Linked DNA regions of Homo sapiens: region 1 is linked to region 2. A link is an interaction called in ENCODE POLR2A ChIA-PET data of the cell type or tissue named here. Cell type or tissue: HepG2. All regions are shown on one strand. Links, peaks and the distances in the headings refer to the core of each region. The heading gives the core; the rest is flanking DNA. Region 1 has its middle 27 kb from the start of CNKSR3. Region 2 overlaps CNKSR3 (CNKSR family member 3).

The links. Peaks named below come from ENCODE experiments on the same cell type or tissue, not always from the same donor. Only the 100,000 strongest peaks of a DNase experiment are listed, where the experiment ranks them.
Region 1: POLR2A ChIA-PET joins it to region 2 with 5 read pairs; 3 of 35 experiments call an interaction of 5 or more read pairs at or near these places.

The regions. Positions count from the first base shown.
Region 1 is chr6:154,535,853-154,540,246 of GRCh38, reverse strand. No RefSeq gene overlaps it. Among named protein-coding and RNA genes, the nearest start is that of CNKSR3, 27 kb to the right of the region's middle. In HepG2, for the core only: no CTCF peak of the experiment used is centred there; a DNase peak (open chromatin) is centred at 2,086; H3K4me3 peaks cover 948 bases.
Region 2 is chr6:154,438,522-154,442,915 of GRCh38, reverse strand. It overlaps CNKSR3 (CNKSR family member 3), which reads left to right. Exons shown (of 13, transcript NM_173515.4): 3 at 626-828; 4 at 1,537-1,624. Among named protein-coding and RNA genes, the nearest start is that of CNKSR3, 70 kb to the left of the region's middle. In HepG2, for the core only: no CTCF peak of the experiment used is centred there; a DNase peak (open chromatin) is centred at 2,705.

The DNA.
Region 1 (4,394 bases), core at 194-4,193, 97 kb before region 2:
TGGCTGTCTAACCACTGAGAAGTGTATCGCCAACATCCTTAAAGGAGAGGAGATTTCCATGAGAGGAAGGGGTGGAGGCGTGGGAGATAGCGTATTCTAACTCTCAGAAGATTAATATAGGAACTTTTGTAAGGAAATCATGGGTGTATCTTTACAAATAGTTTTTAATTTTTTTATTTCTTGTTTGTTTGTTTTTTTGGGACAGAGTCTCGCTGTGTCCCCCAGGCTGGAGTGCAGTGGTACGATCTCAGCTCATTGCAACCTCTGCCTCCCAGATTCAAGCGATTCTTGTGCCTCAGCCTCCTGAGTAGCTGGGATTACAGGCATGCGCCACCACACCTGGTTAATTTTTTGTAATTCTAGTAGAGTCGGGGTTTCACCATGTTGCCTCCTGAGCTCAGGAGGCTGGTCTCAAACTCCTGAGCTCAGGTGATCCTCCTGCCTCGGCCTTCCAAAGTGCTCAGATTACAGGTGTGAGTCACCATCCCCAGCCACCAACAATTTTTAAAAGATCCATTGAAGGAAATAGCTAAAGCAAAAGTTGACTGTTGTTAAGAAAGTCACTATAACCATAGGCTGTGTAAATAAGGGTTTACTATTGTCATGATCAAATATATATATATAGATATATATACATATATATATAAATATATATGGTGTATGTGTGTGTGTGTGTGCATATCTTTCTATAGTCCTAATATTGGGCAAAGGAGCCAAGTATCAATATTCTGCTCTCAACTTAAATAGTGGAGGTATTTTCACCACTCTTCTGTTAAGACTGGAATTTCAATGCTTTCCTTCTCTATAAAAGAGGCCCATAAGAGGCTTTTCTGTATAAAACAAGCCTAATTATGTGCAAACCCAAGAGAGATTCAGTTAAATGAAAACTTTTGTGTGATAAAAATTTACTTAGCATTTATATAAAAACATCTCTTTACATATTTTTACATTTAATAAAATAAGAGTACACCAAATAAAAATGTTTTTGTTAACATCTTATCCATGTTCAACTAATAATGAGTAACGAACCATTTCTTGTCATCAGATGCTCTTTCTCTCCTCCTTTCCTAAGATCTCAAATAAATTAGTTTTACTTAATTAAAAAAAATAGATCCTATAGTATTTTTTTCCCCTTTCTGGTCCTCCATGCATTTGTTCAGTGCCTCTCTGGCTTCACGACCCACAGCTGTTACAGTCTCTTAGCTTTCCAGCATGGTCCCCGGAGAGGCAGACCTGAATGCCTGAGATGGAAAAAGTTCAGAGAAATATTTACTTCAGCTATTCCATACAGTTAGGCATTGCTCAGTTTCCCGATCCTTATGTTTAGCTGCTCCCAGGACACAAGGTTGTGTAGCCTTGGCTCTGCCCACAATAGCTTCATGCCAGCATGAACAAATCTTTGTAATCCATCTCAGCTCCTGCCCTCCTAACATGCAGAAAGACAGCTTTGAGTATCAGGTTTGCTTTCCCATGTTCTCTAACATTATGTCCATGATCTATACAAGGCTTTATTACAAAACCCTCAGCTTCTGCTTTATCTATGTTTTCTCTTCCTAACTCACAGTATCTATTTTTCTAATTATTCCCCAAAAGATGTTTTATAATTCTTGTGCAGTGCACCCACGTTTTTTGCCACCGTATAAAAGTAAATCCACTGTACCAGAATCTAGCATAAGGAAAGCTGTGGTTGGGGAAAGAATTTAGTATTTAAAAGCTGAAAACATACAAAACAAAACAAGGAACTCTTATTTCACTGATGAGCTTCTTAAATATAGGATTTGCTATTTTAAAATTCTTAGTGATTATAGCTAAATCTGTTTGGCAGAGTTTAATAACATATGATATAAGCATTCTCAGTCCTCCTTTCCTTTTTTTAACCTAAAATTTTAATGAAAATAGAAAACTTTTTGTTCTGCAATTTCACAGTGCGTTGTTAAATGGGCAAAGGCCCTAACACCTTTTTTTAACCTAAAATTTGAATGAAAATACAAAACTTTTTGTTCTGCAATTTCGCAGTGCGTTGTTAAATGGGCAAAGGCCCTAACATCTCCTTATATCACAGCTACAGTGCTTGGGCTGCCTGACCCTTGGACTATGTTGTAATGCCTTTGAAATCTGGGCTGGATTTTATTTATTTTTGTATTTCCCCCTGGCTTTTAACTTGTCATAGAATTTATTAGGAGACAAAAAACCTTTCTTATTGCTTTAGTTTTCCCCTGCTGGAAGATGATTTATAACAAGTAGTAAGGTCATTGTCTGCATATACTCCAAAAAGAAAGAAAATTTAATTTGTGCCAATTAGTTATTTCAATAACATGTAAGATTGGGAAAAATAAGAAATGTAGTATCAAGACGGTCGTTCTAGATCCCTTTGTTACTAAAAATCACACAAAGGCCCTTTTGTTTAAGTGTTTTAGTTTGCTGCTGATGTTAAAAGAACTCTTAAATCACTACGTGAGATGCAGCTATTGTGGGCAAGTATTCAACACCCGCCAACCTTTGGTCTTCTTTTAACTGCAGCAGCTCAATAAAAGGGGGAGATAGAAGACACAGAGGAGAAAAACACATACTCACTCACACACCTCCCAAACGCATTAACACGGGCTGTGGGGCCTCTGCGACAGCCTTGCAGGCTCAGCTGGGGTTTTATGGCCTTTGCTGGTCTTGCTGGGGACAGGGAACTGATGAGCGCGGGGTAAGAGGAGCACGCAGATGCAGCTCTTTGCTGTTGTTGTCAAAGAAAACAATACAGTTGAGCTCACGCATCTCTAGTGAGCAGCATAATCATCACAGGGACACACGGTCATTAAGCATCTATGTTTAACATTTCATGTAAATTGCTGTAATTAATATCACTGTAAAAAAAGAACACACACACACACATACACACAGGTTCTTGCTTTGGTGTATTTGTTACCAATCCGGAATGTTCCCTGTGAAACCTACCATTCCTTTCTGTCATTATCATCACCACCAGTACCATCTCCCCCACATCACATGATCTAACTGCATTTATTCACAGAGGATTTGGGATCCCCTTGCCTTCTGCAGCATACCCAAGCTTAAGTTCTGCCCATGAACTCCTCCCACAGTCTGCCTCCCCCATCCTCCTGCACTGCCCTGGCCACCGGAGCCCTTACACTGTGCTCTGGTCCCCAGAACTACAGAATGGAAGGCTGCTGGTTGCAGACATTCGAAGTGTTGGGCTGTGGAGCTCAATACTGTGTAGGTAAGAGGATAACAATTCAATGGTGAAAAAGGGAAGGGAAGTCAAAGTTCAGGGACGGTCCTACAGGAATAAGAGGATCTATGGAGATAAAGGGCTGGATCCCCGAATCCTTGAGTGGTGATCAGGTATGTTGAAGGAAACGAGTGAGGAAGAAAGGAGAGAGCCTGACAAAGCCCAGAATAACCCTCTGGCCCAGCTTTTCCATCCACCCACACAATGCCACTGGGCTTCTGAACTGGTTCCCTTTCAGGACATCCAGGATGCCAGGGGCATTTCTGACACCCTCTCCTGGTGCGGGGTCTGCCTCACATAAATACTCTACATGGATATAAATGTTAGGGGGTTAATAATTTGACAGTTTTGTCTGGAGCTATATAATTTACAAAAAGTGTTTTCATTTAATCCTAATAACCTGGGGTGGCAGGCAGATTATCATTCCCATCTTATAAATGAGTAAATTGAGGCTCAGAGGAGATGTGCCATGGCTTAGGTCCTGCCGACAGCCAGTGGTTAAGTCAGAACCCGACTCAGGTCAAGAAAGCAGAGACTGCCGGGGGTTGGGAAGGCGGTGAACTCAGAGATAGAAACAGGGTGGGTGGGGGAAGGAGGAGCTGCTGAAGGTGAGGAAAAGGGAAAGGGAAGACAGGAAACCCCCAAGACAAACTTGCATCCTTCTTCATTTTGTTGTGTTAGACGGTTTATCTAACCGTCTCTGTGCAGTCGGTGAAAAGCTATGCACCAAGGTAATGTGGGCTCTTTGAGTGACTACTTTTTCATCTTAGCAAGAATTACTAGCTGCGAATTTTAAAACCTGAAAAAAAAATGTATCCTATTTTTGGAAATCCTTTCCTTTGGTTTTCATTCTAGAAATTTGATGATATGATCATCAATTTCTGTTTATAAATGAATTTGAAGGGACCATGCAAATCCTTCAACTGCACGAACATCTGGCATCCAATGTTGCTTTTCTGGGAAATCTTGGAAGACTCTCTCTTGGAATAGCTGAGTTCTGTTGTTTTTATATTAACATCATCTATAAAATATTCTGCCATAAATGATTAAATATTGGACTGCTTTTCTGCTAATCTTGCTTTTTAAATTTTAAAATAAAAAAGTTCATTTTAAAATAGGATAAAAAATCTATTGTTTTCAGCTAATAAAAGAT
Region 2 (4,394 bases), core at 253-4,252:
TCCGTCTCAAAAAATAAAATAAAAAAAATAAAAAAATAATGAGCTGTCTACGACAATATTTGTAGGAGGCGCATTTGGGGAAGAGGAACTATCAAGAACAAAGTCCCTGAGGCCCGGGTGGCTGTGGAAGGAGCAGAGAGAAGGCTGATATGGGTGGGGTGAGTGAAGTGGGCTGGGGATAGATCACATAGGGTTTTGTGGTTGTTGTAAGGTTTTTTTCAAGTGACTAACTGGGCTTTTGAGTTATCAGAGAGTTTGAATATTGGTGTTTGTTTATTGTTTTGTTTTTATTTTGAAACAGAGTCTCCCTCTGTTGCCCAGGCTGGAGTGCAGTGGCGCCATCTCGGCTCACTGCAAGCTCTGCCTCCCGGGTTCACGCCATTCTCCTGCCTCAGCCTCCCGAGTAGCTGGGACTACAGGCGCCCGCCACCACGCCCGGCTAATTTTTTGTGTTTTTAGTAGAGACGGGGTTTCACCGTGTTAGCCAGGATGGCCTCGATCTCCTGACCTCGTGATCCGCCCACTTCAGCCTCCCAAAGTGCTAGGATTACAGGCGTGAGCCACCGCGCCCTGTCGAATATTGTGCATTGTTTTGAATTTTTCTCTTTGATTTTATTTTCCACAGAATTATGGCCTCGAAACTGATAACATGAAGAACTTGGTTCTGAAACTGAGAGCATCTTCCCACAATTTACAGAATTACATAAGTAGCCGACGGAAAAGTCCCGCTTACGATGGCAACACCTCCCGCAAGGCCCCCAATGAGTTCCTGACCTCGGTGGTGGAGCTCATCGGCGCCGCCAAGGCCCTGCTGGCGTGGCTGGACCGGTAAGTTGGAGATGTGCCTTTTACTGCCCTGCAAGAGTAGATAGAGTCCAAGCTGCATGGAAGCTGTACTTTGTCTTAGGAAAAGGAACCATTGTTCTTTTCATATCATTTTTACCGGCTCTTAAGGAGTCCTCGATCAGTGGTAGATTTTAGGATTCCTTTGCCAGTTAACTTAAAAGGTTAATAGCAGGAACAAATTAACCTCAGCTTAGAGAAGAGTGAAACTGTGCTAAAGGTTGTGTTTTACTGAGATTAAACATTAATGGTTGAGGATTTGATTGGTATGAAAGCTGTTAGTTGACTTCAGAAGGGATGTTAACTGTCAATTTTTGTTTTGTTTTGTTTTTAATCTATTCCTTCTCTCTTTCTATTCAGATTGCTATTTTATGTGTCACTTGAGAGAAAACAGTTAAATAAAAACTAATTTAATACAAAATTTAGCTGGGCTTGGTGGCACATGCCTGTAATCCCAGCTACTCGGGAGGCTGAGGCAGGAGAGTTGCTTGAACCTGGGAGGCGTAGATTGCAGTGAGCCAAGATCATCCCACTGCACTCCAGCCTGGGCGACAGAGTGAGACACAGTCTCAAACAAAACAAAACAAAAAGGAATTTAGAGTAGCCCATGGGGTAGCTATGCTTACCAACATCCAGTGGGATCCCCGTGGATTCTCCCTACCCCTTTTTAAGAGGATTGTTGCTACCTTCTAGGGCTCCGTTTACAGGGATCACTGATTTCTCAGTCACGAAGAACAAAATTATCCAGCTTTGCTTGGACCTGACCACTACAGTCCAGAAGGTCAGTAGTATGTCATTTTCACTTTCTTTTTTTTTTTTTTTTTTTTTTTGCTTTTCCTCTTCTTGAAAGGATTTTCATGCAGGTATGAAGTACTACTCTCCTCTCCCCACCTCAGTTTTTTTTCCATCAGAGCTGGGAAGAGATGAAAGGCTTTAAATTAGATCATTGTAAAGATGGTTTCTCTGAAAACTGACCAGTGGCCTTTGAATTAAAGATTACCTTTTTGTGTGTGTTTTAAAATAGGCGAACTAATAGTTCCTGTACTTCCCCTAAAATGTTAGAGCACTTAATTTTTTTTTTTAATGAAAATTCTGGAGTAACTAAGTTGCATGATAGTCTTTGTTCTGAGTACTTTACTATATCTGCTTCTTAATTTTCTTTTCATTTTGGCCTCTTGTTGTTGGATTTACCAGTCAGGATGGGCTAGGTTGTGGTACAGGAACAAACAACCCCCAAACCTCAAACCTTAGCAGTTTATTCCTTGATTATTTACATCCAAATGGGTCAGGGCTAGAGGGCAATCACCTCCGACTCCTCATTTCAAGATGTATACAGGACATAGGTTGACAGAATCACTAGTATGTCATGTTGCCTTTCCCCAAGGCAGAAAGGTAAAAACCATGAAGGTCCTCACACTGACTGATGTTCTGGACTGCAAGTGACACATGTCAATTTCACTCATGGCTCATTGCCCAGACCTAGGTATCTTAGTAAAGGCTCAGGAAGTTTTATATTAGCCAGTCTGTAACTGATTGAGCTTCTGTGATCTTAATTTAAAAAAAAATTTCTTCTTGGACCATCAGCTCTTAGGACTACCTTCTGTCCTGTTACTTGGCATGCAGCAGATGCTTGTAAAATATTTTTGAATTGAATTGAGGCTATGAAATGTAAGGAAGAGCTTGTTGTTTTTTCACGTCCCACTTGGTTCTAAAATTCTGTTTCCACATTTGTTTCTACTGCTGATTTGGCAAAACATAAAGAACATCCTCCCTTCTGTCCTGACCATGCCATAACAGAGATGCAATTCTGAAAAGCCGTGCTTTTTCTGGTTGTTTCTGGAATGTGAATTGTGAACTTTGTCTCTGCACGTGGCAGTTGTTTGCTCTAGTCCTGAGCAGCCATTGTTCTCAAGGCACATGGAGTTTTGAGGTCATGATCTTAGAAAGGTGCTCAGAGCAAGTAAAGTAGCTTCTGAGTTTTTGCTCTTTTTTATGGTGCATAAAGTAATTTTGACAAAAAAGAGTCTGATACCAGTTGTGATGCATTAGTCATACAGCCATGAAGGCATGGCATTTGTGGTTGAAGGCATTTCCCTGATACCTACCTTGAGTGTCCATTTTCTCCCTTGCTTCCCTCTTCCCGTAATATTTTCCTCATATTTTGATTTTGTTTTATTTTTAAGAGACAGGGTCTCACTCTGTTGCTTAGGTTGAAGTGCAGGGGTGTAATCGTGGCTCACTGCAGCCTCGACCTCCTTGCTCAAGCAATCCTTCCACTTTAGCCTCCTGGATAGCTGGGACTGCAGGTGCATGCTACCATGCCCAGCTAATTTTTCATTTTTTTGTAGAGACAGGGTCTTGCTATGTTACCCAGGCTGGTCTCAAACTCCTGGCCTCGAGTAATTCCCCTGCCTCTACCTCCCAAAGCACTGAGATTACAGGCATAAGCCACTGCACCTGGCCCTGTTTTGATTTTTAACAGAGTTTACTAGCGATCAATTAAATGAAAGAGTTAAATATTGTGATTAGCAAATGGGAAAGTTTTGCTTGTTGGTACATTTGTGTTTTATTGTGAAGGGTCCTCAACTGTGTGGCTGATTCAGGCTGTCCCCACTGCAATGTAGGGAGAGGAGAGAAAGGGATGAAAGTGAAGGCAGGGGGGGTCATGTTTGTTTCACGGGGTGAACTTCTGCCTGAGCAAGTTGATGTTGGCTTCCGAGGTATTTGGACACTTCTTTCAATACATTTTTATTTAGCACTTATTCTGTGTCTGCTGCCCTGGGATACCAGAGTGAATAAACAGATAAAAAGTCCCTGACCTTCTGGAGCATACAGTCTCTGGAGAGAAAATGGATAGATAAGCAGACTTTTATATATGAATATATGTGGTTATATTAAGGTAGAGCAATGCTAGGGAGGGAAGGCGCACAGGAAGGAGTGAGGGGAGTACAGTTTGAGATACGTGCCTAGAGCCGCCTCCTTGAGAAGGTGACACTTGAGTAATTCAGCCAGGAGAAGTCTGTGCTTGTCTGATGGGATGGGCTTATGCATCATCTCAAGTGCTACTTTTCCTGGTAATTGTAGAGAGGGGTCGATCGTTATGAACTGATGATTAAATAAAAAAATCTTCCCATAGGAGGTACATGTCCTGGTCACATCAGAAAGGTACCTGTGAGCGTCTTCATTGCGCCTGCCCAGCTTATTGGGGCCTAAGAATGCCTGGGACATGATGAATGGTGCTTTTTAAATGTGTGTTATATGAACGAAATAATGCTTTGGACAGATAGGCTGCTGAGAATTTGACTTTTATCAGAACTCAAGGGACACAAGAGGTATTAGTTTTGTTTGTTTCCGCATTCATTTTCTGTTTCTCTTTTTCCTGTGGTGCTCACTGAGGGAGGTTAGTCTAGTGGTTAAGAGCATATTCTTCAGAGAGAGGCAGCTATAGGTTCAAATCCTACCTCTACCATTAATTAGCCCTGGGGCCTTGGACGAGTCACTTATAATTTTTGAACCTCAATTTTCTCATTTACAGAATGGGAATACAAATA